Regions from separate parts of the Mus musculus genome. Here all the other regions are linked to region 1. A link is a loop called in an ENCODE intact Hi-C map of the cell type or tissue named here. Cell type or tissue: left cerebral cortex. All regions are shown on one strand.

Evidence for each region. A loop is a pair of places that touch in the nucleus more often than their neighbours do. Peaks named below come from ENCODE experiments on the same cell type or tissue, not always from the same donor. Only the 100,000 strongest peaks of a DNase experiment are listed, where the experiment ranks them.
Region 2: it touches region 1 in a loop (2.6-fold over the local background); 2 of 42 quality-filtered maps call a loop at or near these places.
Region 3: it touches region 1 in a loop (4-fold over the local background); 18 of 42 quality-filtered maps call a loop at or near these places.

The regions. Positions count from the first base shown.
Region 1 is chr5:34,912,283-34,920,282 of GRCm38, forward strand. It overlaps Htt (huntingtin), which reads left to right. Exons shown (of 67, transcript NM_010414.3): 67 at 1-252. Msantd1 (Myb/SANT-like DNA-binding domain containing 1) reads left to right here and starts at 3,633. Exons shown (of 3, transcript NM_207277.1): 1 at 3,633-5,633. The coding sequence starts at 5,314. In left cerebral cortex, a CTCF peak has its summit at 3,712 (motif pointing right); DNase peaks (open chromatin) are centred at 3,723 and 5,169; H3K27ac peaks cover 575 bases.
Region 2 is chr5:35,345,189-35,353,188 of GRCm38, forward strand. No RefSeq gene overlaps it. Among named protein-coding and RNA genes, the nearest start is that of 4930478P22Rik, 12 kb to the right of the region's middle. In left cerebral cortex, CTCF peaks have their summits at 3,822 (motif pointing left) and 6,338 (motif pointing left); DNase peaks (open chromatin) are centred at 3,787 and 6,346.
Region 3 is chr5:35,020,751-35,028,750 of GRCm38, forward strand. Rgs12 (regulator of G-protein signaling 12) reads left to right here. Exons shown (of 17, transcript NM_173402.2): 7 at 366-509; 8 at 1,842-2,021; 9 at 2,279-2,432; 10 at 3,527-3,603; 11 at 5,099-5,293; 12 at 5,578-5,651; 13 at 6,113-6,239; 14 at 7,786-7,882. Mir3097 (microRNA 3097) reads left to right here and starts at 299; the gene lies at 299-365. In left cerebral cortex, a CTCF peak has its summit at 4,462 (motif pointing left); DNase peaks (open chromatin) are centred at 313 and 4,458; H3K27ac peaks cover 1,748 bases.

The DNA of each region.
Region 1 (8,000 bases):
TAGGTGGCAGAGACCTATCTGCAGAGATTTGGCTGCATTCTAGGGGGCTCCTGTCCAAGCCTTGCTGCTGTATGCCATGGGCTTCACTGGGAACTAGGAGGGCTGTGATGGGTGTGCCCCGGAGCCCAGCCTAGACCTGGCTGTCCATTTCCAAAAGGAAGGACTGACATGAAATGTATATTTAAAATTTTTAAATTGCAGATATTGTACAGTTGAATTAAAGAAGCGATTAAACCACCTGTTGTTGCTGTTTGAGGCTTGCTTTACTTATAAAACCTCCTTTCTAGCATTTGAGGAGAGCATCCTGCTTATCTCCAGTGGGGCAAGGATACTACCAGCAGCCATCTTGACACTGTAAAGATCAGGCAATACTAGGTATAGAATGAGACTGTGTGCCTGGAATTGGGACCAGGCCTAGGAGTATTCGCAGACCCTATTGAAGTGGTCTCCCTGTCTGGGAGATATGGTGTGCCAAGTTCTCATAGTTATTGGCATTTTAAGCCTGTCGTGTGAGATCCTAGGTATTGTTTCAGCTTCCACACATTGCTCCAGGGTTCTAGAGGGGTGGTGAGGCTCTGTCCTCACACAGGACACAGTTAGTAGTCCTTGGAGTCTTTGCATGCTCTCCACCAGCCCTTCTGCCTTTCTGGACATGCTCCTGATCCACATGGATCCTCTTCTGCCCTTCAACATGACTGGTCTTACCACCTTTGTCCTGCTGTGTCTGCAACACCTACCCTGTCCTTTGTAGGTTACAACTTCTTTTAGGTTGTCTATGACATTGCCTGTCTTACCAGGTCCCTTCTTTAGTATCTGGGCTAAACCTGAAATGCAGGTACTTCATCCACCAACCTGCAGGAACAAGGCTGTTTGGGGAACACTTTCTAAAGGCCTGTCAAGTTTCAGTTGTGAGGCAGGAGTTGTCTACCTGATCCTTCAACCCACCAGACCCTGACGTTAGTGCCAGGATAACTCTTGGGAGTCTTATAGAGCCCAGTGCATGCCACTATCCCTTCTAGGACATGGCACAGGGTCTGTTCTCTGTACAAGATAATGAACCTTTGGCAGGAAGGGCCTGGTAGGTGCCCCACCATGTTTAGGTCTTTGCCCAGTAACTCAAGCATTTGATGGCAGCATGGATGTTATTGCTTCAACTCCCTGAATCTACCTCAGCAGTCCTCTCTAGGACTACGGTGATATTGCCCTTAAGGTCTTCATCAACGCCGGGCATGGTGGCACACACCTTTAATCCCATCACTTGGGAGGGATTTCTGAGTTTGAGGCCAGCCTGGTCTACAATGTGAGTTCCAGGACAGCCAGGGCTATACAGAGAAACCCTGTCTACAAAAACAAAAACAAAAAGATCTTCATCAACACTTGAGTTTTGCTCACTTCAGGAAAATGAAGTACCCCTGCCCTCCTGGTGGATAGCCAGACCTTTGACCTAACAGGCATGGGTGGTATTCCAGAAAGGATAAGGTAAGCCTCCCTGGGGTATTGGCAGCACATTATTCCTTCTAGCCACTAAAGCAGAACGCAAGCCCTCACCATAGCAAGTCCAGCCCTCCTGCCTGGGGAATGTAGGAGCACATGACTTGAGGTACCCCTCAGCCTCATTGTGGTGTTTGTCTCCAGTTTTTCCAAAAAGCATTCTGAAGGAGCTTGAAGAAGCAGCCTGATTGTGTTGAATACGGGGATGGGTAGTCATGGTATGTGTGCCATTTGTGGCCATATGTGTCCACATATTGAGTGGACAGGGTCCAAGTTTCCTGGAGTTATATCCAGGCTTCCTAGGATGTGAGCCTCACCTCCATACAAGGTGGCAAAGCTCAGCCAAATCAAGAAGACCTACTTGGGTAGCCCAGGGAAGGCTCATGAGCAGAGGTGGACCCAGGTACTTGAGAATCACTGAGACCTTCCTGGGATCCACACACATCCTTAGCCCTGAAAGCCTGAGTCTCATCTTCCTCCATGTTGTGGTCCTGAAAGAGATGCCTGCTTCACTTCAAGCTCAGGGTGGACATTTGGGACATAGCTGGGGTGGGAAGAGCTGGCCACAAAGGCAGAGTGTCAAAGGTTAAGAGTCTGGACTCCTTATTGACGTGTGATAGCAACGTCTAACGTGCAAGCTAAACTACCTAGCTGCCCAGGCCTCTATCCCAGGCTAGGTTGTAAGGCCCCAGGAATTGCTGTGACAATCCAATTCTAAGGTAGGTCATAATCCCTCTCACTACCCACCACAGAGATAAGCTGTGCCTCACTAACCACCCAGAGCAGTTCAAACGCCTTAGTGCTCCAAAGCTTCCTAGACCCATGTCCTACTACCTTAGTCAAGGCTGTACTTAGCCACTGTCACATGTACACACATTTCATACACTTCCAGGCCTTTGTCAAGTCTTCAACCCCTAAATTTCTCCCACCAGTACAGGCTCAGTTCTCTCAAAAGTTACCTGGCATCCCACTAAAACTGGTCATTTTCTACTCTGGCTTCTATCAATATAGGCTGAGCTTGGCTGCTATCACCCTAGTCAGGCCTGGTTTCTTGCATCCTGAACAGGTTCCATAAATACAAGTTTCAGATTTGCCCCACACTCATTATGTAGAGGGGAAACCAAACCCAGGGAGCCTAAGTAGGTTTCGCCAGCTCACAACAGAACCAGTCTTGACCCCATTCAGAGTGCCTGGCCTCTCTTAAGAGATACTTTCTAAAGCTGACCTGCCCCCTTTCCCTTCAGGTTCTACTGGGGACCTAGTCCTCAGCCTCCTGCCTTCTCATCCTGTGACAACTGAGGGTCCTAGCAGGCCATGCAGCTGTGTCAAGGTATGGAACTCTACCCTGAATAGAAATAGGAAATGTCCCACCCTAGGTAGGGGCAGCTGAGGCTTGGACAAACACCTGTTCATTCTTGTCCATGGAAGCCAGGCAAGGACTCTGCTCTAGGAGGTGCCTCCACAAAGGCCACTTTGTACCTGGGACTGCTGATGCCCACATGCCTGAGAAGAGGAGGTGGGAGCCCATCTTACCCCCATCTAGGTGTCAACCAAAGTGTTATGTTGGTATGGAGTAGCTCCTGCCAGGCTGGCTCTGGTGCCTTCTATATCCTGGAACTTGGGCAAGCAGCTGTTATAGATCTTTCCTCTTCAGCCATCTAACTATAGGACCTTGAGTAATGGCAGTGATATCCATTAGCCAACAGATAGCCACTGGTCTGGCTTTGAACACTCCAGACACTCTAAGGAAATTTGTAGAAAGGACTAAGAGATGGCGGATGAGGACCTAGGATCTCCCCATATCCCTTAGGCCAACATTTTGCTAAGTCATTTATAGTCATTTAGCCGGCTCTTGTTATTTTAGAGATGAGGACACTGAGGCTGGAATCCATTGCTAAGGTCACACAGAGCTAGGTTTAAAAGCTAGCAGCTTGAAGCTAAGCATAGTGACAATACACTTTTAATTCCAGTACTCGGGAGGCAGAGACAGGGCCAGCCTAGTATATACATACTGAGTTTTTAGGCCCCAGGTTGTGCTTGTCTTGTCTTTCCTTGTTAGCTGGAGATGCTGTCTGTGGAGGCAGTAGGGCAGGTTCCTAGTTCCTTGCTCCTCAAGGATCAATCTTCTGAGCCTAAAGAACAGGGGGTCCTTCCTGGAGGAAGGAGGTAATTTCTAGGCACTGAGCTCTGAGAACCAGACCCAGGTTCCATGCTCAGCACTAGGGGGCAGCAATGAACCAGCAGGCCAGTAGTATGCCTGGCATGCTCAGTATCTATCTGACTTTGGCAGGAAGAGGAGTTTTTGCAGACCTTCTGGGTACTCTTTTAGGAGAAATGGAACAATCGTGGGTATCTGTCTGCTAGCTCAGCAGTAGGAAGTCCCAAAATGACTCCCAAGGTTCAGAGAGGAAGCCTGACATTCACCTGAACCTATGAAATGACAGCAAGACCTCCAGGGGCAACCCTCTGCCTCCTTTTCATTTCTAATTTTGGATTGAAACTCAGGTCACTCCCCCTACCCAGTAAGTTACTGACTATGCTCCTTACAGTGGACACAGGAAGCCCAGAGACATTGCTTTCTCCAGTCTAAGTTCTTCCTATCTTTGATCAGGCAGGGGGAAAGCCAACAAAGACCACTGTTGTTCTGCTGACCAGAGAGTTTTAACTAGTTGTTTGGAGACCAGGCATGACTACCAATAGAGTACTGGGCCCAGAGAGTCTAGGATCAGACTAGACTGTGTGTCCACAACAGCCAGCCTAGCATGAGGGTCTTAGGTCCATGTAGTCTCATTTGTGACTTGCCTTCCAGATGTTAGCTATTGATGCCCTGTGGTAACTTTCCCCTCTGCGGATTCCACATTCTACATTCTTGCTCTGCTGCCTCCTCAGCCTGAGGTCCCTGCCTAGCCCTGTGGGCATATTAACCCTTCCTCTTGATGTTTTGCCTGTCCCCACCCCAACACTGCTGTGTCTCTTGAGGACTAGCCCTGCTCAGGACATTGAAGTTACCCTCTGACTGCAGCCACTTTTCCTCAGCTGAGGGGCCTCCTCAGCTCAGCTCGGTTTGCCCCTTCCGTCAGGGCTGTGCTTATGCTTCTCCCCATGTTGAAGGTCAACATCTGTGTCCTTCAGGCCGGCATGGCTAGGCAAGGTCTAGCTCTGACTTGCCTGGCTTCCCAGCACCCACACAACCTGACACCCAGGGGGTTGCATTAGTTAAACAAGAGAAGCAGAGTCAATGGGGAGAAGGCTGGGCCCTATGAGGACCGGCTTCAGTAAAGCTTGGCAGGCCTCTGAGAAGAGGGTGACCTCTCAGCAAGGACCTCACCACACGAACAGCCATCAAGGCAGTATCAGGGCCTCCACCTCCTTTGTAACCCTGCACCTTATGTCTCAGCATACTACTTGCCCATCTTGGGCCTCCCTGGACTCTAACCTATATAAATCAGGTGGGGCTGAGGTAGGGACTACTGCCTAGATGCCCATGTAGGAGCCTGTCAGGCACAGTGAAAGCAAGTCTCTTCTGGGGCCTAGAGGGCCAGCAGGGTGGGAGGAGGGCTGGGAGCCACAGTGGGCTTGGGTACAGCCTCTCACTGCAATATTGATGGCCCGTTAGTGCGGCCCTGATTCCTGTGCTTTCAGTTAAAAGGTTTCTGTTGTTGTAGCTTATGCAGTTGCTCTGTTGCTATGGAAACATGACATCAAAATGACGTTTCCCGTTTAAAAGCTTTTAACTAAATTCCTGCCTGTCAGATGTAGGCCCCATTTTGAGCGTGGAGCTGCCTCGAGCAAGCGAGTGAACAAGCGCACTGCCTCTCGCCCATGGTGCGCTGGCCAGGCCTGAGGCCCTGCCTGAGTGCCATCCTTAACCCTGCAGGTGCCTCCAACATGGCAGCAGCCGAAGTGCCTGGCTACCTTGTGTCTCCTCAGACGGAGAAGCATCGGAGGGCCCGCAACTGGACAGATGCAGAGATGCGCGGCCTCATGCTGGTCTGGGAGGAGTTCTTTGATGAGCTCAAGCAGACCAAGCGCAATGCCAAGGTGTACGAGAAGATGGCCAGCAAGCTCTTTGAGATGACTGGGGAGCGACGGCTAGGCGAGGAGATCAAGATCAAAATCACCAACATGACCTTCCAGTACAGGTGAGCACGTGGGACGGTCTCGAGAGGGTCCGGGCAAGGTTGCTCCACTCTTCGGCACTCTGTGCTCTGAGGCAGGGCGGGTGTGTGTCGTCTGGGCTAGTTGTCAGAACTCCACTTGGCAAGATTGCCTTCCAAAACCGTTTGTGTAGCCTACCATTGGGAAGATGGGGAAACTGAGGCCCACAAGCAAAAGAACTGATCATTAACTCTCAAGTGGCAAGGCTGAGAGCATCCTCAGATAGACTTTGTGGGACTAGGGCTGGAGCAGCATCGTTGTGAGGATGGTTCTAAGGCTGACATTAGACCTGCCTCCTACCTGCCGTGACGCCCCAGCAGTAGACAAATAGATCAGATCTTATGACCCTGCTTCCTCAACTGGGACTACAGGGCACCAATTAGGCTTGGTTCTGCCTGTCCCACCTACCACAAGTACCCAAGTTGGGCAGGGTATGGGGTTCCTGTTTCATGTATGGAAACTGAAGCTAGAGTGAAAAGGAGGTTTGACTCCCAGGCCTGGCTCACCCCGATACCCTGAGACTACGAGAACTAGGTGAGCCCAGCCCAGGGCCAGCTTCAGGGTTGGTAAGATAGGATTTTAGGGGGCTCTCCAGGCAGCACACAACTCTAGGCTGGGGTCTCCCCATCTGTGTATCTGACTTTGCTGCCTCTCAGTTTGACTGTCCTAGCTTGCAGCCAAAGGAGAGCCTGGGGGAACTGATACACAGTTCACAGCCTGGAGCATCCCTGGCATTCAGGATGGAGTAGCTGTGGTGGGTCTGACCTCTCTGTAGAGTCGAGTGCAGGGCAGGGATCATGGATGGGCTAGAGATTGTGGACTTTGGAGGCACAAAAAAGTAGAGAGGGTAAGATGAAGGTCAAAACATAAAGTGAAGGTTGTGTGCACGAGGCCCTTATGAGGGGCATGTCACAGGAGAAGTTGAAGAGTATCAAGGTCAGACAGTAAAGAGTACTTCCCCAAAAGGCAGACTAGACAGTCTGGGCCTGGGGCTGCCTAAGATCGCATTCAGATCCCATGATAGGAGGTGCTATCTGGGGCTCACAGATGTACTAGTAGTTCATCTGGTGAGTTGGGAAGATAGGGAGGCTGGTTCAGACCTTGCTCTGCAGGCATATCTGTAAGGTCCCCAGCCAGAATCCATGGAAGAAAAGAGCTCTCATGCCCTCATCAGTAAAGAGATGCCCCAAGAAAGGGAGGGGAACCCCTGCCTGGCCCATGAATCCTGTGCCCCTGGGAGATAAGGCCCGACAAGACCTTGGACAGACTGTGAGACCCTAAAACTCCATCTCTAACTACTGATTTGACTTATAAGGGCCATGGAAGAAGAGAGAGGGCCTCAAACCTGTCTTGTCCATGGCTCATTTCTGACCCCCAGTGCTGGTCCACAGCTGAGCCTGAAAGCAGAAACCCGCGGCTCTAGCAGTTGCTTAGGCTTGCTGGCATCAGAGTCATTTATTGTAACTGGTGTTACATGGAAGCCTCTGTCTGATGAGGAGAGAGTTGAGACCAAGTCTGTTGCCTGCAGGAACAGACATGAACACATGAAGATAGCACCGATGGCAAAGGCTTGCCTGGCTTTCTCACGCCCCATCATCCTGTCCCAGTGCTGGAGGAAGAAGGGATTTCTGGGGGAGATGAGGCACCGCTGGTTGTTTTCCTTAGCTTCCCTTTGTCTAACTGTATTATTCATTATTTATCTTGAAAGCCTCCCTCAGAGTCCTAGGGGAGGGATTCTGTCTCCATTCCTAGAGGTGGTTGTGAGCCAGGAGATGAGAGTACATGGAAAGATCAGCCACTGCAGTCTAGGGGTAGGAGTCATGGCACTTCACAACTTACAAAGCACATGCAGACCATGGCTTCTCATAGCTGATCAGTTCTTTATCTGCCCATTCCTGACTTCACAGCAGTCTTTTCTTTTCTATAAGAGCTGTTTATATATTAAGGTTCTGACTTAAAGGAAATATGACCAGGTAGCTAGGTCCCATGGACCATGATTTGTTGGAATACAACATGAGGCCCCCACACTGGAGACAAGACAGTCCTCATTTCTCCAAGGAGTTGGCCAGCTTAAGTGAAGCAGAGAATGCAGGGGCAGGGGTTCTCTGGAGAGGAGGAGCCAGTATAGAAGGCTGAAATGGCACTAATGGTGGTAAACTTCACCTTCCCTGTGTCCCCAGGTAGCTTGATGGTGCCTGCTATTCATTCAGAGCAGTCTGCTCTGTTCTGTGTGACCTGCCTCTGCTTTCTGATGCAGTCATGCTATGTGGTGGAGCCCTCTAGGCCCTTGATGCTATTCCCCAAGGCCATCCTCTGCTTTGGTGAACCACAGTCTGTCCTGGGCAGCAGCC
Region 2 (8,000 bases), 430 kb after region 1:
GGTAGGATCAACAGTTTGTGTGTGTGCAGGAGGGGAGATGGCTGCTTGGACTGGTGCCTTTGGACAGGTTGCCAAGGGTACACTGAAGTCCTCACCAGAGAGGCTCTGGTCCTCAGCCTGGGCAAGAACCATCGGGGGCAGTGGGGTGGGGGAGCAGCCAGCATGTCTAGGGAACCAGAGTGGACAAGGAAGTGAGCCAGAGAGACTGAGTATGCAATGACTGCACAGGAGAGAGATGGCTGTGAATGGGAGAGCCAAAAGGAGCATCGTAGAGACATGGGCAGGAGAAGGACTGGGGCAGGAGACGGATCTAGTCACTCAGATTGGAGTGCTCAAGGAGAGCACCCCGGAACCAGAAACAGAACCTCAGAGTGATACCAGATGTGTGGTTAGGAGACTCCGGGGCCACCTGGGTAGCTTTCAGCCTGTGCCTGCATGCACCTCCCACTTCTGCCTGCAGAATGGCAGCAAGCTTTGGGCATCAGCACTGGCCTGATGAGCCTCAGTGGAGTGTAGGTACAGACTTAGCCCCTTGTTTCCACCCACAGCAGCCTCACAGAGGTCTCCACTCGGACAATGCAGGATTCTTAACTTTACCCCAGAAAAGAACTTCAAGACAAGCCAGTGTGAGGCAGGGCTGGGGTTGATTAAAAGACTTTAACATAATTTTAATCATAAGCACAGAGGCGAGAGGGGCTCTCTGGGAAAGGACAGCACGTGCCCTATGTGGATGTGGGCTTCTCAGGAGAGAGCCATGCCTAAACGCCTTCGTGGTAGCCGTGTGCTCACCCTCTGTAGTGTCTGCTGCTCTGTCTCAAAGGCGTCTCCAGGACCCTTTCTTCTTCCTCTCTCTGGCGAATGAGGTCATTGGGTGGCTCCTGAGATGCCTTGGATAGGTTTATCCTCTGATAAAACAGAGCCATGTGTCACACCAGAGCTAAGAAGTGTCGTTTACTGTAAATGGAGATCCCAGATGCTTATGAGAGACCTTCCTATGCACCCAGGCTTTAAGCATGGCTCACCTGTGGCTGTCGATGATGGTCATTTGAAATCTCTCTGTGAACAGAATATTACTCTGTCTATGGCCCTCTCGTGAATGGTGTTAACCACTCCTGAATTCTGGATGCAGCCAGAAGAAGGCCACTGCAGACTCCCTTCCCACACCCCTGTAATCTCCCTGCCTTTCCAAAACCTTCCTCAGCACACAGATGACATAGAGAACAAACTTGGTTTTTGGCCATTTCTGTATCTGCAACAAAATTAGGTATACAGTTCCAAGTTCCCTTCTGGCCCCATGCCCCTACTGGGGCAGCTCAGAGAAAGCCATATTGTCAGAGCTCAGGAACCAATATACATGCTGACAATGAACAGAAGACTACACAACACCCAGAGCCCGTTTCTACATACTGTCCTTCTGGCTCAGGACCACACCTGGCACTGAGGCACCAGGTTCCTTGGGGCTCCTCATGGAGGTAACAGTCCTCTGCATAAATTGTCCTTGACAGCCTGAGACATGCTGGGTGAGGCCCAACAGGAATTCCATCCCTCGGTGGAACTTGTCCAGCCTGTCCCTCCTGGTGGGGTTGTGGGCTCCTGAGAGAAGGAAGAGAGGTCGCATACCACTGTCTTCCTACTGAGGCCACCTCATCAGCCTGACTCCTCACTGGTGCTGTGGACTTGGATAGCCTAGACAAGGACAGTAATGTCACCGTTTTTATTTTTGTTTTTGTTTTAATTCTTCCAGATGGAAGTTGCTATGTACAACTCATGGCCAAGAGTCGGGGTCAAGTCCCCTCCTCAAGGGCAGAGCACTGGTGACGTTCATGTGGCACTCCTCTGTGTGGGAGATGATCTTTTCTTCCCTTTCATTAACTCAGCCACTTCCTGTGGTGGCCTGGGCTTGTGGCTCTTTCTCTGGCATCCTGGGTGGCAGGCTTGTGGTACTTTACTCTCCGTCATTCCGGCTATAGCCATGGGGACTCTCAGCTTGCTCTAGTGATCTGGGACATGACCTGATTGACCTTGTCCTTGCTTTCTTGCCCTACAATGTGTCTCCTGTCCCAAGCCCAGAGTCAGTCATTTCCTTTAGAAACCTCAGCTTTCCTTGAGGGGAGGCATTAGCCACCACTATCTAGGCTCAGGAGAATTGAACGTTAGGTGACTATCACTTGGCACAAGGCTGGGCACATGGGCATCACCACCGGCTGGTGGCGCTGTGTGAAGCTGCCTCACTTAGTCCATGTTTGGCCATAGCAGGGGTGACTTCAGGGCCACCCACCAGCTTTCACTAACCACCAGGAGACTTGCACATTTGTACAGGAAAGGGAGTAAGAGCATTAAGCGCCATGAGCGTGAATGTACCGCCAGAGTGAGACACAGCCTCATCATGCCTGGGGGCCTGTGCAGTGGTACCCTTTCTGTACAGTCCTCAGAAGCAGTAAATGACCTCAAGCTAGTCCCTCTGCATGTGTCCACAGCTGGCAAGGACATGAAAGAAAACAACTACCAAGAATTGCCAGATCGGCTCAGAGGTTTAGAGCACTGATTGCTCTTCCAGAGGTCCTGAGTTCAATTCCCAGTAACCACATGGCGGCTCACAGCCATTTGTACTGGGCTCTGATGTCCTCTTCTGATGTGTCTGAAGACAGCTACAGTGTACTCACATATATAAAATAAATAAAATTTAAAAAACAAAAAAAGCTAGGCAGTGGTGGTGCACGCCTTTAATCTTAGCACTTGGGAGGCAAAGGCAGGTGGATTTCTGAGTTTGAGGCCAGTCTGGTCTACAGAGTGAGTTCCAGGACAGCCAGGGCTACACAGAGAAACCCTATCTCGAAGAAAGGAAAGGAAAAAAAGAGAGAACAAAAAAAAAAAAAAAAAAAAAAAAAACCCTGTCAGATCTACCCTTGACTGGCAGGGCGACTGCAGTCATTGGAATGAAGAATGTTTTCCATGGGCTCGTGTGTTTGAACCTGTGGTTTCCCAGTTGGTGGCAGGGTTTGAGGAGGCTATGGAACATTGATGGAGCCTGGCTGACAGAAGTGCATCACTGCAGGCCGGCTTCTCCTTCTCTCTGCTTCTTGTGTGTGGATGAAAAGGCTCAGTTAGTGCCATGTGAGGAGAGAAAAAGAAAAGTGAAGATGCTAGCTCTCTAGCCCCCACCCCTTGGTCACCTGTCTACCAAGGTTGACCTAATCCTGATTTGCTTAGTTATGTGTCTTGGGGGGTGGGGGGAGGAAGGGGGTTCCTGGATGCAGGTACCTGTGGAGGACAGAGGAGTCAGATCCTCCTGGAGCTGGAGATGCAAGCGGTCCTGAGGGTGCTGAGAACTGAAGTCCAGTCCTCTGCAAGATCATTACAAGCTCTTAACCACTGAGCCGCCTTTCCGGTCCCAGCTCTGACTTCTACCAGAGTGCTGGGTTTCAGTTCACCTGCCCTGGTGCTTTATGTAAATTAAGTCAAGTTTCAGAATGCTGAACATCAAAGCAATGGTGACACTAGCTGTATTAAGTGGAGTCCTCCAGAGTAGCAGAAGTAGGAAGATAGAAAATAGATGATAGTTGATATTTTATATATCCCTTACATTCTAATATTTTATATATCACATGTATCTATAAAAACACCCCTAAATTCAGGCCTGTATCCGTCTGTCTGCCTGGCTTAGCTCCTACTGGGTTCCCATGTACCTCCCCCTCCCCCAGGTATTTCTCTGAGAGCTGCACACACATGCCACCCAGAGTCTACTTCCTCCAGTGGTTGTTGGAGTTGGCTAAAGGGAACATAGTCCCTTGTTTGAGGGAGAGCTTTGCTGCCCCCTGCTGACTAGTCTCAGGGGGAGCTAGACTCGTTTCCCCTTGCAAAGGTGAGGAGGAAGAGAGTGGAGCAAGAGAAGGGATTCCACTGGATACCAATGGGACCGCAGGGCTTGGGTTGTATGAGCCTGGAAGGTAAACTCAGGATCTTTGCCTTTCACTTTCTCTGGCACAAGGGGATGTCACAGCATTCCCTCCTTGGAAGAGCACACATGCACAGTGCTTCCATCCCTATGCAGAAACTGAGGCTGGGGGGAGCTGACCCTGACCCTGCACAGATGGGGAGCTGACCCCAATCTCTTCACAAGAAAGGGGACTGACCCTGATCCCTCCCTGGGAGGAAAGAGAGGGGCTGGTCCTGATCTCTGTACAAGAGGGAAGCAGATTCTGGCCTCTGCACAGGATGTCTGACTCCTGATCCCTGCACAGAAGAGAGCAGAGGAACTGACTAACCCCTGTGCAGGAGGACAGCCGACCCTGACCCCTGCGCAGGAGGGGAGCTGACCCTGACTCCTGTGCAGGAGGACAGCCGACCCTGTCTCCGTACAGGAGGGAAGGGAAAGATCACTGAACAAACGGGCAGCTAAGCCCTGCCCAGGAAAGAGGGGAGAAGACACGTGTGCACTGGTGCCCCACGCCCCTGCTCTGCATCCCAAGGTTCTGCTTCGAAGTGTAAAACCAGCTCCTTCTCCTTCCACTGTATCAGATCAGGAAACAACAGTAAAGGCCCTTCAAGTCCTGGCCAGATAGGACTGCTCTGGGCTCACAGAGATGGGTTTACTGATGGCCCCTAGCACCTGGAGTGGGGGAAGAGGAGAAGCCTGCTGCTTCAGTAAGACCTGAAGCAGATGGCCTGACACGAAGGCCCTAAGGCCCCCTGACCTTTCTCCCCAGCTGTCCTTACAGAGCAGAGCAGAAGGACACAAGTGAACACTGGGTCACTCTGCCTTCAGAATTCCAAATGATCATGAAAAAACACTGAGGAAGCTGGTTCACAGTGCAGGAAGCCACCAGCTCCAAGATGCAGGTCTGCCAAGTCCAAACAAGGTAACCCAACTAACACATACCTGCTGCCTACCAAACCATGAGCACTGGGCCAGAACTTGAAGGTGGAATGCTGGCCTCACCTGTATCCAGTACCACAAAGCAAAACTAACCAAAAAAGCTCTGAGTGGCTGAGAAAAAAGTAAAGGACAGAAACAAGATAGAACAGGGAGCTACGTGGGGGTGGGGCGAGGGGTACCTGAGCTGTTCAGATCAGTCATCTATCTCTAGTGGCCCTCAGGAGAAAGGCCAGAGCTGCTGTTGTACATCTTCTGCTCTGGGTCAATGTGTATCCCCTAGGCAGTGTAGAGAGACACCAGGCCCTGGAGACAGACCCATGGGGAGGTAGGTCCACGACGACGACCCCAGAATGCAAGGACCCTGCGAGGGTTCTCTGTAGGTTCTGAAGTGTGCAATTGATGCCAAACCCCCATCCCACCCTCTTACTCCCAGCGATCCTGGTGCTTCATCCTGGTCTTGGGCTATTTCTGGCCCTTTTGAGTAGTTCTAATGGGGTACTCAAAGCCCAGAGCTGTGGGCTTTGTGTGGGACAGAGGGACAGAAGATGAAGACCAGTGGAAAAGGGACAGTGAGGTTGGTGAGAGGATTCAGGACAGTGGGCCTGGGGGACCTCGGAGGAAGGATGCAGTGGTCTACCTACCCTGTCTATGGTGCCAATGGTAAGTAGGAACAAGGTTATCTGTGAGGAAAGAGGCTCACAGGAGGACACCATCCTACCCTGGAGGTTATGTAAGAGAAGGCCTCAAGATTGTAGCCAGGTTGTCCAAAGGCCCTCTCCATTCAAGTGAACAAGGTCCCCAGACCACACTTAGAAACAGAGCAGAGTCCAGGCCCTGGATGGCCTAGGCTGCTCCTGGGGGGGCAGGATTCCCACTCAGGCTCTGTAAAGGTAACTTTTAAACCTTTATTCTCTCATTCATTACATCTTGACCACAGTTTCCCCTCCCTCCACTTCTCCCAGTCCCTCCCCCACCACCTCTTTCCCTCTGATCAAGTCTTCCTTTGTTTCCCTTCCAAAAAAGGAAAGAGAGAGAAGGAGAGAGAGGGGGGGAGGAGGGAGGAGGGGGAGGGGGAAGGGGGGAGGGGAGGGGGAGGAGGAGAGGGAAACAGGCTTCCCAAGTATATCCACCAAACATAGCCTAACAAGATACAGTAAGACTGGGCACAGACCTTCATATCACAGCTGGATGTGGTCCCAACTGCAGGCAAGAGTCAGAATCAGCCCCCACTCCCATTGTTGGGAGTCTCACAAAACCACCAAACCACACAATCATAAGGCATATTCAGAGGACCTAACTCAGACCATACAGGGTCTGTGTTTGTCTCTAGCTTCTGTGAGCCCCTGTGAGCCCCACTTAGTTGATTCTGTGGCCATGTTCTCGGTGTGTCCTCAACCCCTCTGGCTCCTACATTTCAGGGTTCCCCTGGCTCCATCTAGTGTTTGGCTGTGGGTCTCTGCATCTGCTCCCATCCATTGCTGGGTGACACCCCTCTGATGACAACTGGGCTAAGCACCCATATATGAGTATAGCAGAAAAATCATTTCCTTGATCTTTTTGACAGCCCTGTTTGGTTCTATCCTGGGTTCTGGGCTGTCCTGCCTCTGGTTCCTGCCCATCCAGGCAGTGTCAGGTTTGGGCTCCCTCTTAGTGGCATGGGCCAAAAGTGGGATCAGGGATTGACCACTCCCACAAGTTCTGTGCCACCCTTGCCCCAGCACAGTCTTGCAGGCAGGGCAGATTGTAGGTCAAAGCTTTCGGCTGGGTTGATGTCCCAGTCCCACCTCTAGGTGCCTTGCCTGATTGTAGAAGATGACGAATTCCAACTCTGTATTCTCCACTACTAGGAGATTTCTCTATGGTCATTGTCATAGATTTCAGGGAATTTCTACTGCACTAAGTGTCTACCACACCCCCAAGTCCCCGTCCATTTCAGTCATCTCCCCCACTACTCTCTCCTTCATCTCTCTTGCTCACAACCTGATCTCTCCTGTTTCCATTCCCACCAGCCCCCAGTCCACCCATGAAATATATTCTATTTCCCCTTCCCAGGGAGGTCCACGAGTCCCACCCTAGAGCCCTCCTTGTTACTTAGCCTCTCTGGGTCTGTGGGTTGTGTCATTACTGTGTTTTACTTTAACAGCTAATGTCTACTGATAAGTGAGTACATATTATGTTTATCTTTCTGGGTCTGGGTTACCTCACTCAGGATGATCTTTTCTAGCTCCATCTATTTACCTGTAAATTTCATGATGTCATTATTTTGACAGCTGAGTAATGCTCCATTGTATAAATGCACTACCCTTTATTTATCCATTTTTCAGTTAAGGGACATCTAGGCTTCCCTCCCCCCCAGTGTCTGGCTATTATAAAGCTGCAATGAACATGGCTGAGCAGGTGTCCCTGTGGTATGGTGGAGCATTATTTGGGAATATGCCCAGGAGTGGTATAGCTGATTCTAGGGGTAGATCAAGTCCCAATTTTCAGAGGAACCAACATATTGATTTCCATCGTGGCTGTGCTAGTTTGCACTCCCACCAGCAATAGAGGGGTGTTCTTCTTGCTCCCCATCTTCGCCAGCATCAGCTGTCACTTGTGGTTTTGATCTTAGCCATTCTGACAGGTGTTAAAATGGCATCTCAGAGTCTTTTTGATTTGCATTTCCCTGATGACTAAGGATGGTGAACATTAATTCTTCTACTGGGAATTCTCTGTTTAGATCTGTGCCCCATTTTAAATTGGATAATTTGGTTTGTTGATATCTAGTTTCTTGAGTTCTTTGTATATTTTGGTTATTAGCCCTCTGTCAGATGTGGGGTTGTTTCCTATTGTATAGGTTGCCATTTTGTCTTATTGAGCGAGTCCTTTGCCTTTACAGAAGCATTTCCTAAGTCCTATTTATCAATCGTTGATCTTAGTGCCCGAGTTACTGGTGTTCTGCTCAGGAAGCTCTCTCCAGTGCCGGTGAGTTCAAGGCTATTCCCCACTTTCTTTTCTATTAGGTTCAGTGTATCTGGTTTTATGTTGATATATTCGATCAACTCGGACTGGAGTTTTGTGTAGAGTGATAGATATGGATCTATTTTCATTCTTCTACATGCAGATACCCAGTTAGACCAGTACC
Region 3 (8,000 bases), 110 kb after region 1:
CCCCCAAAGTAACAGCTGTCCTCACAGAGTGGCCTCATGCCTGTGTCTTGTGCTCTGAGCATTGTGCACTTTTGCCCTCCCCTGTCGTGCACACTTTGCTGGCAGATCCTCCTCTGAGGCCCTTACAAAGCAGCCATTTAGAAATTTGCAGCCATTTAGAAATTTGTAGAGGAGCCGATTCAGGAGTTTCCTCCTGGCTCTTTCTTTTATATTTACTTTCATAAGCCAGACTATAGACAGGGCCTGTGACTCAGCTCTCCAGCCCCGAAGCAGAGTCAGCCTTAGGAATGTTTGAGTGACACAGGTGGGAAGTGTGTGTCCAGTGGGTGTGTCTACAGATCTGCTCAGACCTTTCTACCTGTCAGCTCTCTTACAGGGCCCGGGAGATTTTCAGTAAATTCCTGTGCAGCAAAGCCACCACTCCTGTCAACATTGACAGCCAGGCCCAGCTGGCAGATGACATTCTCAATGCACCCCACCCTGACATGTTCAAGGAACAACAGCTCCAGGTGACTTTGCAGACAGTCTTCCATGGGGCTTCCAGCCAAGGCTTGGGGGTGCAGAGTCACTCAGAGTAGCACGTGCCCTTCTGGGAAGGGGGCTGCTGGTCATGTGGGCATGGTGACAAGCCCATCTGACCACTGGGCTCCAGTCTCAAAAGGATTCAGTAGATCTGAGGAACAATAAAGCCTTTGCCACAGATAGCCCCATGTACCCACTGTCAACCGAAGTAAGGGACAATATTACTTTTCAAAAGTCTATGGGGCTGGTGAGACTGCTCAGCAGATAAAGGCTCTTGCCGCCAAACCTGACAACCTGAGTTTGATCATTGGGACCCACATAGTGAAAGGAGAGAATCAACTTCTATAAGTTGTACTCTTTAGACACGGACCATGGTGGGTGTACAACACACACACACACACTCTCTCTCTCTCTCTCTCTCTCTCACTAAATAAGTAAATGAATAAATAAGTATAAAAAAATTGTATGCACATTGGACACACTTGACCTACAGAACATGACAGCTACAGCGTGGCCACAACAGCACATTATGGAAGGTCAGTGGTCTTTGATGATTGCAGGGCTGACTCTGAGCAAGTTCGGTGTCACTTCCAGCATTTGAGAGCGGATGATAACTGCATTATCCCAGCCCAGAGAAAGCTTTCTATGAGCACACGTCGCTGCCACACTAGTGTACATCCAGAATGCTGTGGACCTGTCTGTATACTTACATGTTTACGTGCTTAGTAGCAGTAGCAGCAATTGTCATTTGAGACAGGATCTCACTGTGTAATTTCACCACCATTGACATGAAGCTCACATACTCGTGCCTCAGCCTCTGCCGGATCACAGGATGCACATGGAACCCTGTTTACATGTTTGTGTCTTAATTCTGGAAGAGCATGTGATCTGACCCGTCCAGAACACACTTCCCAGCCCTGCCAGCTGCTGTGCCGCTAGGTTGCAGGAATTAGCTTAAAACAGAGCAGAGCTTCCCCAGGCCTCACTTACCCTTGAGACAACTGCCTTCCAAGTTCCTAGGAAGTGAAGGCCTGCTAAGGGTGCAGCCACAGTCTTGAGTCTGCCTGCCCTTCTGGCTGTGCCTATGCCTATGACTCTGCTCTTACTAAGAGTGACAAAGGAGAGGCTGTTGACAGGGATCAGAAGGGTCCCTGGAGAGTTAATTAACATCTGAGTGCCCTGGGGCCCAAGGGAGGGTTGGCAGGAATGACACCCTTCCAAAATGTCACTCATTCATGGGTACAGACCTCCTATACCGCCTAGGACCTAAGGAGTTACCGTTCTTTCTGTGACTATACTGCATGGCATCTGCTCCACAGATTTTCAACCTGATGAAGTTTGATAGCTACACTCGCTTTCTGAAATCCCAGCTGTACCAAGAATGCGTCCTGGCAGAGGTGGAGGGACGTACCCTCCCGGACTCTCAGCAGGTCCCCAGCAGCCCAGCTTCCAAGCACAGCATCAGCTCTGACCACTCCAATGTGTCCACACCAAAAAAGGTGCTGGGCTAGCCCTTGTGGGGGTGAGAGTAAGGCTGTAACCACACATCCTGTCACCAGCAGAAGGTGGGGCCTGTAGGACACAGATACTCCTGAACCCTTTCCTGATCCCCTAACCCCTGGCTACCTCGGTGGTGAAAGAGAGGACTGTGCCCTTGACCCACTGAAGATTCTACCTGATTCCTCAGAATCCTTACTCATAGAGCTCTGTGTTGAGCCCCTTTAGTGTCTTAACTGATGTTTCTATTTGGTGACAGTTAAGTGGAAAATCAAAATCAGGACGATCCCTGAATGAAGATGTTGGGGAGGAGGATAGTGAGAAAAAACGCAGAGGGGCCTTTTTCTCTTGGTCAAGGAGCAGGAGCACGGGGCGGTCCCAGAAGAAGAAGGACCATGGTGACCATGCCCATGGTATGTGAATGCAGACCATGCTGTTGTGGGCGGGAGCTGGACTGCTGTGGTAACGTGAGAGGCCATGGTGGGCAGGCAGAGATACAGCGGAGTTATCTGGAGGGATGAAGAAATGTCACAGATCCTGGGAATCCAGCAGAGTTGGGGATGAGCCAGCCTAGGAAGCAGGCCTGCTCCAGAACCTTCTGGAAACTCCTTGATGCAGCGTGTCTGGCTGACTGGGCTCCTTTTCTTCTTGCTATGAAAGTTGCAGGTGCTTCAGTAGGAAACTTGGAAAACAGAATCAAGCAAAGAGAAACAAACACAAATGTGCTGTCCCCGTAGCCAGGCACAGCTTCTTGCCTGTGCCAATGCATGTGCGTCAGCCATTGTGTTGGTGGATGGGGACTTGGAGATGGGGTGTGCGTCCCATGGAGGCCTCCCATACCTGGCAGACTTGCAGTCATCTGGAGAGGGCTGCAGCAGAGCTCAGATACTCTGTCTGCCTGGTACAGGGTCTACAGATGCCCGAGAAGGTACTTGTTCAGAGTAGGTCACTGGATCCAGGAGCCTGAGTGTCAGACTTGGGGTAAAACAGTGTTTAGGCCCTTACATCGTATGTAGGCTGGCCTAGATCATGGTTAGAACAATTAATGACTTGGACTATTGGCTATGAATGGGATTTGTGAGGAAGAAGATGGAAAATGGGTTACTAGTAAAATGAGTAGCCAGCTGGTCACAGGGACAGGCTTCTTCAGACCCAAAATAGCACTTTGAGATAGAAATCATGGCTCAAATAAGACATGTCCACCCAGGGACATGAGCCTGGGCTGCACAGCACTGCCCCCTGCTCTAGTGCCTGGCAATGTCTCAGGTCCTACAGGGCCCCCACAGTGGTGACCTCCTTGGTGACCCTGACCCTTGACCTCTGCTGTGAGGGAGGTGTTTGACTAAACCCCAGTGGAGCAGGTGGTGCCTGGAAGGGCCTCTCATGTTTTGCTTTCTCTCTGTCCTTACTGTATTATGTCTATCCATCTGAGGGGTGAGATAGGGGTTGAGTGAGGGCATGTGATGCGGTGGCTTCTGATTCACCCTGGTCATTCCCTTCTTTCAAGATGCCCCTCATGCCAATGGAGGCCTCTGCCGTCGGGAGTCCCAAGGCTCTGTATCTTCTGCGGGGAGCCTAGACCTGGTGAGTCTTCCCTCATTGGCCACCTCCCCTCATTGCAAGGGTCGTAGGCTGACTTACTGGTAGGTGAAGCCTGGCTCATTAAACACCCAGCATTCGGTTCATGAACAGTGTGCCAGGGTTGGACACTGGCCCTGGGTCCCAGCCCAGGATTCCTAGGGCAGCGGGAAAAACTGTTTAGTAGGTGGGGAAGTGTACTGCGGAAAGGTTAAAATTAGCCTTGAGATTATTTCTTAGATGCCTTTGTTCTGATTTAGTTAAACTGTTTGAACCCCCACTAAGAGTACACAGTAGCTTTGAAGTAGGGCTTTGTCTTCAGCTTGATGCTCAGACCTCCTGTTGACTCTGACATTCCAGGGTCTGTGTCTGCCCTGGGCTCCTAGGAGCTGGCCGCCTACTACTTAAGAGCCTGGCAGAGTCCTGCAGGTCTCTTCAAGGCACCCTGCTTACCCTGCTCTTTGCTAATCTGCTGTGAGGGAAACTGGGTAAAACTCAAGACTTGCTACTCTGTCAACCATTGCCTGATAAGAATTTTAGGAAACATTGTTGGTTGTCAGTACTGTGACATCTGAACCTATCCATCAACAATTAGCATTAACATAGGTGGTTATTTCTTCTTTCTCCAAATACCCTATCAAGGCCATGATGAGTTGGTTACCTACTGCTGCCCAGTACCCCAGCTTAGTTTTGGAAAACATAAAGTGCCTGTACTTGTGTGTCAGTAGGGTGGTGGTCATGTGCCTTGGGGGTTGGGGAGGATGTCTCACCTGGGCCTCCAGTCCTCTGGCCTCATGGCTCACAGAGAACTATAGGTTTATGGCTCAGGGGCCAGCAGGATCATGTTTTTGTCGCCATCCAGTGGCCAGCCCAGGTTCCTCCCCATGGTGACCAGGAGGCTAGGGTGAGAACTGGCTCTGCCACTTCTACAGCCACTTCATGGGAGGAGCCACAGTGAGTCCGTGGGCCATCTGCATCTAGTCCCCCTCTCCCACCCATTTTCTGAAATAACAAGCAAAGACAAAAAATTTTTCAGACAATGGGGGAAGCAGTAACAGTTCTGAAATGGCTGTAAAGGCCTCACAGGTCTGTCTGTGTCCTCAGGACAGGCATCTAATGCTGTAACCAGAGGGTCAGGACAGCCTGCAGGTCTATAGGCAACTCATCATCACAGCCTCAGGTTCCAGAGTTGAGGTGGGCCCCAGCACAGTAGTATGCTGGGCAGTCTCATCTGGCAGGACAGCAGCCATGCTCCAGTTGTAAGCCATATAGTTACCATAGTTGAGAGAGATCCCTACTCTCCCTGGCCCTGGCCTCCAAACCCTACCACACCATCAGCTCTGGGGTCAGGGGATGCCCTGTGGTGGATTCTGAATTTCTGTGTATGTGCAACTGCATGGGGAACAGGCAGATTATTGGGCACATGAGACTAGGCTGTCTGAATCTTCCTTGAGAGACTCCCTTACCTCCAGACACCGACACTTGTCTCCCTACCCTACAGTCAGAGGCCTGTAGGACCTCAGCACTCGAGAAAGATAAGGCTGCCAAACATTGCTGTGTCCACCTCCCAGACGGGACATCCTGTGTGGTTGCTGTCAAGTCCGGGTTCTCCATCAAAGAGATTCTGTCTGGATTGTGTGAACGGCATGGCATCAATGGGGCTGCTGTGGACCTCTTCCTGGTGGGCGGAGACAAGGTACTGTGCCATGCAGGAGTGAGTGAGCCACCAGTATCCTAGCTCTGTCTGCTCCCTTCCTCCTGCCTTGTTAGTGCTCCACTCCTGACACCACCACTACCACCCGTGAGGCAGAGCAGCTGCAGGTGGAGGCTCCCAGGGGGTCGGTGGGTGCACGGCAGCACACCCCAGTGTCTAGAGGGTGTCAGGCTAATTTTGCCCTGGTCTTTTGTTCTCGCAGCTGTGTGCTGTTACATGTCAAGCCCACGTGCTCCCACATTAACTCTGGTGTCTTTGTTCCTCAGCCTCTTGTGCTGCATCAGGACAGCAGCATCCTGGCCACCAGGGACCTACGCTTGGAAAAGCGGACTTTGTTTCGGTAAGAAAACCGCACACAGGTTTCTGGAGATTTCCAAAGTCTCCACAGTGTGAGCCTCAGGACTTGTATTCCTTTCTAATGTGAGCATGTACTTGTCCCATGTCAGGCCATAAAAGAATGCCATTGCCCCGCCAGAGTCTTGGCAACGGGGAAGGCACCACATATGGGCTGCTTAACCCTCCATCATAGTGGAGAAAGAGGCAAGAGTCTCTACCCAGAGGATTCTAGGCAGAGGCCTGACTGCTCAGTCCTCCGTCATGAAAACTGAGGACAACAGACAGACAGCCCTTGGCCCAGGTGTAAATCTCAGAAGGGTGTCTGAGGCTTATTTCCACATGCAGGGGACTGCTCCTGCCAAGGGGGGCCTGCATCCCTGGGGTCCTGTTCTGTTAAGGAGACTCTAGAGACGTGGTGAAACCAGAACTGGCTCTTTTGTGAATATTTCCCTGCCCTACCTCCAGGCTGGATCTCGTTCCGATTAACCGGTCAGTGGGACTCAAGGCCAAGCCCACCAAGCCAGTCACGGAAGTGTTGCGGCCCGTGGTGGCCAAATATGGCCTGGACCTGGGTAGCCTGCTGGTGAGACTGGTAAGTGTCATTTGGAGTCTGAGCACCACCACCAGGGTTATACCCCACCTTACCCTTTCATATCTCCGCTCTACATCTCAGTTCATGTCACTGTCCTCCCTAGGTTAGGGACAGCACCTGCCTCTACCTCCTCTTTTCTCTGTCTCATTTATTTGCACATTATTCATTATGGGAAAGGTTGGTATTTACTTCCGGTGACCCAAACCGAAGCAGGAAACACCCTGAAGCATCTCCATGGTTTCAGGCGTGAAAAGCAAACTGCACAGCCAGCACACGATGTGCAGTTTGCCAGGGCACAGGTAACTGCTGCTGTCACCTACACTGACACACCGGCAGTTTCACATGCACTTGCACACTGGGCTTGGGGGTGAAGTTGAGGAAGAGGGCAACAGGCCTTCCCTGTCCCTTCCTGTCTCCATGGACCAGTAGCTAGGATGGGGCTCTGGCCTTTGGCCTTGAGGCAGTGTGGACTCATAGTGACTTGGGAAATAGCATCTCCCAGAGCTTCCTCAAGCTGTTTTGGTATTTTATTTGTTTGTTTTTTGATACAAGGTTTCTCTGGGTAGAAACAGAAACTGTAGGCTGCCCTAGAACTTTCTCTGTAGATCAGGCTGGCCTTAGAGACACATCTGCCTCTGCCTTTACAGTACTGGGATTAAAGGCATGTGCCACTACCATCTACCTTGTTTTGGTATTTTTGAGACAGGGTTTCATGTAGCCCAGGCTACCCTTGAACTCCTTATCCTTTGCCTATATCTCCCAAGTACTGGGATTGCAGGCATACATCACTATACTGGGCTGTGATTTCTAGTATTCTTAAATTTTTAAGAAATTGTCCTCAGAATTGTTTAAAAGCTTTGAAGTAAACTAGAGGCACCTACTTAATTATGCACAGGCTCCAGCTTCAGGTGGCACTAGCTTCAGGTGTAACTCAATACCACTTCCCACTGTGAGCTCCAGTTTGGAGCTCAGAAACCTGCCTACAGAGACCAACCCAGCCTGGCACCCAGGGTGGATGCTCTCCTCTCCTCCTCTTTAGAGCTGGGGTAGTCACAAGGGCAGAGCAGAGCAAGGCTGCCTGAGGGAGGGCAGAGCATCTGAGCATCTAGAGCACCAGCCACTCATCCTAGAGCTAAGATGGCTTCCTGCTTTAGGGTTCCCAGCAGAGCAGTTTAGGGAACAGCATGGTGGTTTTAGGTTGGCCATCATGGAGACTATGAGCAGTGTTCAAGCAGAAGCCGGATGAAGAAGTTATTGGGTGTTGACACATGCGTACTGACCTTTTCTCTGGGGCTCAGGACTTCCCAGTTTGCCCTTGGACGTTCTGCCTCCCCTTTGAGTGACCTTTGAAAGACCTGCTCCACCAGCTTCTAAGGGTTCCATATTCCCACAGGTCAGCCAGGCTGGGTGACCTGACCCCGGGGCCAGCTGGATTGAGTCTCCATTAAGCCTGGGTTAGTCTTACTGTCAGTGGCTGGATTAAAAACAACTATTCCAGAAAGTTCCAATCTGGGTAAATGATTGAGTGCATCATCTCTGCCTCTAGAGCGGGGAGAAGGAGCCCCTGGATCTTGGTGCCCCTATCTCAAGTCTGGATGGACAACGGGTCATCCTAGAGGAGAGGGATCCTTCTCGAGGGAAAGGTAAGGCTGCATTCCCAGTGCCAGCACCCAGCCTGCTTCTCAGTTGTCCAGTAGTTGTTATATAAGCACACCACAGGCATGGGGCTGGCAGCTTTGTGGGACCCCTCACTTGGCAGTC